Regions from separate parts of the Homo sapiens genome. Here all the other regions are linked to region 3. A link is a contact called in ENCODE Hi-C data. All regions are on one chromosome and are shown on one strand. The core of a region is the stretch at or near the end of the contact, and the rest is flanking DNA. Distances in the headings are between cores, read along the strand shown. Region 1 holds the start of MDN1 (midasin AAA ATPase 1). Region 2 holds the start of MDN1-AS1 (MDN1 antisense RNA 1). Region 3 holds the start of SNX14 (sorting nexin 14).

What was found. Hi-C counts contacts between places; a loop is a spot of excess contacts on that map. Pooled maps may share reads with other maps.
Region 1: a loop to region 3 is called in a pooled map, with 8 times the contacts of the local background. The contact joins the promoter of MDN1 here to the promoter of SNX14 in region 3. A Hi-C loop is called at or near these places in 8 of 50 pooled maps.
Region 2: a pooled map shows a loop between it and region 3 (12-fold over the local background). The contact joins the promoter of MDN1-AS1 here to the promoter of SNX14 in region 3. A Hi-C loop is called at or near these places in 7 of 50 pooled maps.

Annotation. Positions count from the first base shown.
Region 1 is chr6:89,818,504-89,821,203 of GRCh38, reverse strand. MDN1 (midasin AAA ATPase 1) reads left to right here and starts at 1,410. Exons shown (of 102, transcript NM_014611.3): 1 at 1,410-1,698. The coding sequence starts at 1,597. RefSeq lists enhancers at 473-1,092, 1,093-1,712, 1,367-1,756, 2,333-2,700.
Region 2 is chr6:89,637,186-89,639,885 of GRCh38, reverse strand. MDN1-AS1 (MDN1 antisense RNA 1) reads right to left here and starts at 1,354. Exons shown (of 4, transcript NR_111915.1): 1 at 1,250-1,354. It overlaps LYRM2 (LYR motif containing 2), which reads left to right and starts at 1,139. Exons shown (of 3, transcript NM_020466.5): 1 at 1,139-1,214; 2 at 2,004-2,144; 3 at 2,533-2,700. The coding sequence starts at 1,170. The coding sequence ends at 2,613. RefSeq lists enhancers at 1,340-1,389, 1,610-1,839, 1,192-2,391.
Region 3 is chr6:85,592,520-85,595,219 of GRCh38, reverse strand. It overlaps SNX14 (sorting nexin 14), which reads left to right and starts at 1,362. Exons shown (of 29, transcript NM_153816.6): 1 at 1,362-1,641. The coding sequence starts at 1,502. RefSeq lists enhancers at 1,070-1,189, 1,500-1,669, 1,118-1,701, 1,702-2,285, 2,286-2,700 and a silencer at 1,220-1,439.

The sequences.
Region 1 (2,700 bases), core at 161-2,660, 4.2 Mb before region 3:
CCCAGCCCTAATTTTTGTATTTTTAGTAGAGACAGGGTTTCACCATGTTGGCCAGACTGGTCTCCAACTCCTTATCTCGTGATCTGCCTGCCTTGCCTTGAGCCACTGCGCCCAGCCCACAAGTGCACTTTTAATGTTATGGACTCTACTATTTTTTATGACTTCCAGAATATGCTATAACTTACACCCCATAGTTTAATATTCCCAATTGAACATTTTCTTCCAATATCTGTATTAAGAAAACTGCAAGGGGTGTCTTTGTCACACTTAGTGAGGATTTCCGCAGGCTAGAGTCCTACAAGGGGAATTGCTGGGGCAGAATGTTAACTAGTTAGGTATGAGCAGAACAGGAGAGCGCTCCCCACCCCACACATACCAGGACTATTGGGTGACAATCAAACGATGGTCAGGCGGTTCTTAACTGTTTCTCTAACGTTCACCGGGGCCAGCGAAAGGCAGTCTCCTAATAGAAAACACCTGAAACTGATCAGTAGCTTCCCAGTAAGATCTCAGGAGTGGGGAGAAGCAATGCAAGTTCCCCAAAGTATGCCAACATATAAAACTTCAAGTCAACAGGTCAAGCTGCGCACTTGGTTTCTCAAGTCGCCTGCTTGGCAGTCTTCCAAGTTGTACTTTCCTCCTTTTCTTTCCGTCCCGTTCTAAAGCTTTTTGATAAACTTTTACTTCTATTCTGAAACTTGTCTAGGTCTATCCTGCCTTATGCCCTTCGTGGAATTATTTCTTCTGAGGAGGCAAGAACTAAGGTTACTGCTGACCCCTACCTATACAGGGGGTAACTGCCACCGCTAACAAGAAGGGGAGAATCAGCTTTTCTTTCTTTTTTTGAGACAGTAAAAGTCTGCTGTGTCGCGCGGCTGGAGTGCAGCTGCACGATCTCGGCTTACTGTAACCTCCGTCTCCCGGGTTCAAGCGATTCTCCTGCCTCAGCCTCCCGAGTAGCTGGGACTACAGGCGCGCGCCACCACGCCCGGCTAATTTTTGTATTTTTAGTAGAGAAGGGGGTTTCACCATGTTGCCCAGGCTGGTCTCGAACTGCTAACCTCAAGTGATCTGCCCTCCTCGGCCTCCCAAAATGCTGGGATAAAGACATGCGCCACCGCGCCCGGCCGAGAATCAGCTTTTCTCTCACATCTGATCTTTCCGTGTGTTAAGGCAGAAGCAAGGCACGGTGGGCTGAGACTCACACGCCCCCTCTTTCCTCCCCGGCCTAACGCACTCTTCTTTCTGTCCCACCACGTGCTGTGTTCGCGAGTCCCCATCACTCCTGCATCCAAACCGACTAGATTTTTGTTTCCATTTCCCTCCCGGAAAAGGCGGGACAGCGAAGACTGGCGTTTCCGCCGCTGAGGGGCTGAGGCCGGGAGGGCGCAGCGTAGCCGTCCCGAGCTGATGACGTCAAACGCCGTGTGCTCACCCACGTGTGGTGCCCCTCTCCCGGTGTAGGCGCTGGAGCTGAGGACGCCTTTCCTGCGGGCGTAGTTGCTGGCTGCTCGGGCACTGGGACCTCGGCGGCTTGGGGACGCTGGCCGCGAAGTAGGGAGCGCAGGTGGCCGCTCGGGGTGAGGGCCCTGGGTCATGGAGCACTTCTTGCTGGAGGTGGCAGCCGCGCCGCTGCGGTTAATCGCAGCCAAGAACGAGAAGAGCCGCAGTGAGTTGGGCAGGTTCTTGGCCAAGCAGGTAAGACGTGAAGGGAGAGGGAAAGCGCCGGAACGACTGGGTCGCCCCACTAGTAAGCTTCCTGCGCTCCCCCGCCGATACTCGCCGCTTTAAGTGGGGAGTGGTGCAGCCTCAGGTCAAGCTGGCCCCCTCCTGTGGGCTGGCGCAGGTCGTGGAGGTTTCCGAGCGTGTTTGAGGCGATTGGAAGGAGTCTTTTGTTTTTATCTGGGGGAGCCTTCCAGTACCCTTCCCATCGCCTCTCACCCCTATGCAAGCGCTTTGGCTGCTTGTGGCAGAGGTGGCCTTCCCAAAGGAATGTGGTTTGTTTTTCTGAAATTGAGGTTGCGTTTCTGCCGTTTTGACAAGTGTACGTATCACCTAAGTGTGCGTAGTGCAGCCACTCCTGTTAGTTTGGGGAACCATCGACAAATACTGATTGCATTCCTGCTGTGCGTAAGGAACGGTGTGGCGCTGTGAGAAAGTGGATAGATAAATTCGTTACGATCTCTGCCATGAGGGAAATTTGCATCTGTTTTTGGAGACAGTTCGTAAACACTTACAACAGCTGAAGTACAGAGCAAGACAGCTCATACTCACTGTAACTAACTATACAAATTATAAGGTTAATTAGAGTTTTCTGGGAAATAGGTCTTCGGGCTTTTAAGAACCTTCTCATTGACTCCTTCTATCTGAGTTGAAGACACTTTTTTTTTTTTTTTGAGACGGAGTCTCGCTGTGTCGCCAGGCTGGAGTGCAGTGGCGCGATCTCGGCTTACTGCACCCTCCGCCTCCCGGGTTCAGGCGATTCTCCTGCCTCACCCTCTCAGTAGCTGGGATTACAGGCGAGCGCCACCATGCCTAGCTACTTTTTGTATTTTTAGTAGAGACGGGGTTTCACCATGTTGGCCAGGATGGTCTCGATCTCTTGACCTCGTGATCCACCCGCCTCAGCCTCCCAAAGTGCTGGGATTACAGGCGTGAGCCACGGGACAGGTGAGTGTGGTCCCAGGTACTTGGGTCCCA
Region 2 (2,700 bases), core at 105-2,604, 4.0 Mb before region 3:
ATATTATTGATAATATGATCATGCAGTTAGCATCATTCATACAATGCCTGGTAAAGTTCAAAAGAGCTAATGATTAGAGTTCTTACATGTGCCAGGACCTGTTCTCAGTACATTAGAGATACACAACTGAGGTAGATGCTATATTTCACTTTACAGGGGAGGTAATAGGCCAGGAGAGGGGAAATAGCCAGAACACAGCTAGGAATAGGGAGCCCCAGGATGCTAACAGGCGAGGCAAGCAAGTCCCCAGTAAACTAGTAATTGAACATTTTTCGTTCTATTTTAATTCGATACAACACCACTTGGAAAATTAATATGGCAAAGATTCGCTAACTCCACTTCTAGTGATTTAACCCAAAGGCATGTGTATTGTGGGAAAGATAAAACAACTATAAGGAAATAAAAGCAAAAGCCTGAGGCTTAGGGATGTTAGGCTCCTCGTTATTAGTGATGAAAAGTGCTTAAGACTGAAGTGGGTGAGCCATTCAAAGCTTTGTTTCAAATGATCATGAAGGCCACCGCTCCCGGAAAACCTTTGCGCTACAAAAGAACAGGACAAAAACGAGAAAGAGAAAAAACCAACACAAACTGTAAAAGAAATTAACACTTTCAATTTTAGTATTTTCAACTATACACATTTTTAAAGGCTCGAAAGAACATTTAAATACGTTTTCACCTCTTTCCCCCAAAAAAACCTTAACTTTTTTTTCGAGACAGGGTCTCGCTCTGTCGCCCAGGATGGAGTGCAGTGGTGCGATCTCGGATCACTGCAACCTTCACTTCTCGGGTTCAAGCGATTCTCCTGCCTCAGCATCCCGAGGAGCTGGGATTACAGGCACCTTACAGGCCTCCCAGAGTGCTTGGGACTGCAGGTGAGAGCCACCGCGCCCGGCCTCCTTCACTTTCATTTGAACTCTCTTTACCAGGAACTGTGTTAAGTGCCCTACCTTTCTTCTTTATCAAAACGACCCTATGGTGCACTGTTATCCTATTTTACCGACGAGAAAACTTCGGCCAGCGCAGCAGCTAGGGCTCAGTCCCGAAGCCTCGCGCTCTCAGTCCGAGAGCAACCCGCGGGCCGTCTCCTAGGAAACCGGGCTCGCCACACCCCTTGGTCGAACCCCACTTCCGCTCCTGCGCGCTGAGGCTCCGGCGGACCTCTGGTGGACATGGCTGCTTCCCGCTTACCCCCAGCGACGCTAACGTTAAAGCAGGTACCGGCGGTTCTCTGCCTTCCAAAGCAGCTTACCTGGGTCTGAGCTGGATTCTCCATCTGTCCCTATCCCCAACGGGGCGGGTTCCGGGGTCCTGATGCGGCGTGCGCGCCCTCTGAGATTGGCCCGATGCCTGCGGGGCGGTGCTTCGCTCCGCGGGGCCTGACGGGAGGCACTGGCTGCTTCCTTGGTTTGGTGCGATCGCGTGAGACAGCGTCAGGCGCTTGATTTCCCTGAGTCCCGGTGCCTCAGCTGCCCAGTGCCCACGGTAAAAGTCTATTGCACTGAGCTGTGGCAAACAGCAAATGAGATTACCAAAGATTTGAACAACTGTTAATTTAGAAAAAGTGCTGTCGTTGTAATAACAACTTCTAGGAGACCGGCAGCCCTTTTCAGCCCGGTAGGCAGCTCCTGATTTTTTAATGGTTCTTAGGTTTGACAGAGCAGTAAGCAAAAAGATCAGATGAACCTCGTGATGCTTTCTTTAAAACATCTTTTTGAGACAGGGCCTCACTCTCGCCCAGGCTGAGTGCAGTAGCGCAATGAAGGCTTACCTCAGCTTAGACCTCCTGGGCTCAAGTGATCCTCCCATCTTGGCCTCCCAAAGTGCTGGGATTACAGGCCTGAGCCACTGCATCTGGCCAAAAAAAGAAAAAAAAAAGTTTTTCTTTGCCTTTTTCAAAATTGACCAACGAGAAGTACTCTGGTTACAGCTTGGTTTGCTGAAGTAGAACTTTCCAGGCTGGCGATTGTGCAGTAGTAATTGCTATTTACTCCTCCCTTTTACAGTTCGTAAGAAGGCAACAAGTTCTTCTCCTCTACAGAAGGATTTTGCAAACAATTCGGCAAGTTCCAAATGATTCTGATCGCAAATACCTGAAAGATTGGGCAAGAGAAGAATTCAGAAGAAACAAAAGTGCCACCGAAGAGGTGAGAACAAAATCATGGTGAGGACAGATCCTAACCCTTTTTATTGATCAGTGAATTTTTTTTTTTAAGTTTAGCAGACATCTTGGAATATAGTGCCACTGAGCTGGTATATCTTGATCATTGCTTGTAATGTTACCGATTTTAAATTATTATTTTAAAATTTAGTATTTTAAAATATGTAGATAAAAGAGTATCTACACTCTTCAGCATCATCACTTGACTTTTATGTTGTACATTTTATATGTATGTATGTGGAACTCTTTTAGCTTTTCTAAAAGGCAGCAGTTCCAATAGGTAGTATTGGTTCTTGATTTTAACAGATAAAATGGTATAGCTATACCTTGTTTAACCAGGTAAAACTATAACCAGATTTCACTTTATTCTACAGGATACAATCCGGATGATGATTACTCAAGGCAATATGCAGCTCAAGGAGTTAGAAAAAACACTTGCTTTAGCAAAATCTTAACTATAGCATTATTCTGAAGGATTTTCAAAGTCTCCATGTGTTTTGTTGCATTTAGGATTAACAATGGACAACACAAAGCCCAGTCTT
Region 3 (2,700 bases), core at 113-2,612:
ATACACCACTGTGGAGTTGGTACCACCATTCTACAAAGCAGTTTGACTGTATCAAGAATGTTTGTTTTTACCCTTTGACCCAGTAATTGTATTAAAGTTGATTCTAAATAATTAGAAATGTGCATAGGTTTATCATCAAGGATGGTAATATCAATGGACTTTAGTGGTTAGCAATAATGGAACAGGATGGTACATTCTGATAAAGGATAATAATGCATCATTAAAGATCCATGTTTTTGTAATACGGGAAAATATTCATGAAACTACATACATCATTAAAAAACATTTGTTTCCCCACTTTGAAGGATAAGATCCTAGGAAAGAGAGATGACAGGCACAGGCTCTGTCTTTAGAACGTGTTCAAATTCCGGCTTTGTTAGTTTTATGATCCTAAGTTCCTTTCTGTCTCAGTAATTTGCCTGTATAATGATTGAAACTATAGTACTGTACCTACACCATGGGGTGAATGCATGAAGGTCAAATGAAAGTGCTTAGTGTCTGTACCGCCTAAGTAAATTTTCGCGATAATAGTCTTCCTGCATCTCTCACTGTAGCGGACAATACAGAAAAAAAAATTTAGAAATGTGATGAATTAGTAAAGGGAAAACCCCATGAGACTCTATAAGAGGGATTTTACCTAATCTGCCAACCTGCCTCTTCCAAGCACTCGGATTTTGGTTGGGCTCCCGGAGCCGGCGTGAATTGAGCTCTACCCTTGCCCGTGAGCGCGCAAAAGAGATTTTGTTGGTGGGGTGGCGGCCTGATGAGTTGTAGTCTTTATTCTAGGGCTGTTTTACTCGCCACCCCCCCAGCCCCCAACACACCCCTTTTAAAATACCGACTCAAAGGCGTCCTCCTATCCCCCTCTCCCTTAGGCGTCACGCAAAGCTCGGACCTGCTCCCACCCGGAGCCGAGTGTACGGTGAGGCGCGGAGCGTTGCGGGGTCGGGGAAGCGCTACCACCCGCTCCATCCCTCTGCGGGTTCGTGTCACGAAGACTACAGTTCCCAGCGGGCTCCACGAGCTCCGGTTGCCCCTCAGGCAGCGCCCGGCGGCTACGGGGGTGCTGTAGTTTCTTCCGGGCTCCCTACAACCTTCTTCCCTCTCCTCCGCAATACAGGCAGTTACTGGGTGCTGGGGCTGTCCTTTGATTTCCGGAAATGGCCGGTCGCCAGTGTTGTCAGAGTTTCCACGGAAGACTGCGCGCTACTCCGGCCAGGAGGGCGGAGCGGCGAGACGCTAGAGGCTTTGCGCTGGGTGACGACTTCGGGCACGTTCTACGGCCGTTCCTCTGGTCGGCTGGGGACCGCGGCCGCGCACGCGCGGCGGGGGGCGTGGGGCTGGGCCCAGCCGGACGCGACCTCAGCCTGCGGCGGCTAACTGCCGGTAGGCGTCTGTGTGCGCCGCCAAGTCGGTGGGGCGGGGACGCGAGGTGTGGATGGGGGGTCGCCTTGACCTCTGCCTCAGCCAGTAGCGCAGTCTCGGCCTCGCCGTTACGGAGATGGTGCCCTGGGTGCGGACGATGGGGCAGAAGCTGAAGCAGCGGCTGCGACTGGACGTGGGACGCGAGATCTGCCGCCAGTACCCGCTGTTCTGCTTCCTGCTGCTCTGTCTCAGCGCCGCCTCCCTGCTTCTTAACAGGTAACGCCGCAGCGCGGAGCCTGGGCGGCGGCTTTTCTCCGAAGGTGCAGACGCCCGGCCCGTGCTGCTTAACCGTGCGGAGGCCGCGTAGCTGCGGGACTGGGGACCAGTGGGGAGAGCGAGCTCCGCAGAGGAGCGGCCTCGGGGAGCACGGCGGAGCGTCGAGGCCGGAAGCACAGGCCGGTGGGGTGGGGTTGATTGCCTCCTTTCCCGAGGCTTCGTCTCCTGAGCTACCTTTTTCTCATCCATTTCTCAAAACGAGTTCTTCATCTTCGTTGCTTTTCAAAAGTGAAATCCGTGTGTCGGCTCAAATTGAGACTGTACACAGGCAGTCAAGTCAGCTGACGGAGGAGTGTTCAAGGTCCAGTTCGTAGCCGCAATTTTAGGCAGAATCCGCACACCTGCAGCGCGTTCTTCCATCTCCCCACCTCCCACCCCCTCAGCTTGCAGCTGAAGCTTTTCCCGCAGTATTGTTGAATAAAACAGACGATCATAAAGATTTGTTGGACAGAAATCAGAAAGCAAAGTGGTACCCGTCCCAACATCCTTAGAATTTTTTATTTTTGAGACGGAGTCTCGCTCTGTCACCCAGGCTGGAGTGCAGTGGTGCGGTCTCGGCTCACCGCAAGCTCCTCCTCCCGGGTTCACGCCATTCTCCTGCCTCAGCCTCCCGAGTAGCTGGGGCTACAGGCGCCCGCCACCACGCCACCACGCTACCACGCTAATTTTTTTGTATTTTTTTTTTTTTTTTTTAGTAGAGACGGGGTTTCACCGTTTTAGCCAGGATGGTCTCGATCTCCTGACCTCGTGAGCCGCCTGCCTCGGCCTCCCGAAGTGCTGGGATTACAGGCGTGAGCCACCGCACCCGGCCACATCCCTATAATATTCTTAAGAGGACTTGATGCCACCCTCCCCAAAAAAACCTGAAATATTCCGAAAGGTTAAAATTGATAAATTCAATTGACATTTTGAAATCAGAAGATTCTGCCCCCGAAATAAACTTGTTTTACTTCATTTTACTATTTCAAGAAATTGTTGCGATGCAATAGGTAGTAGAGG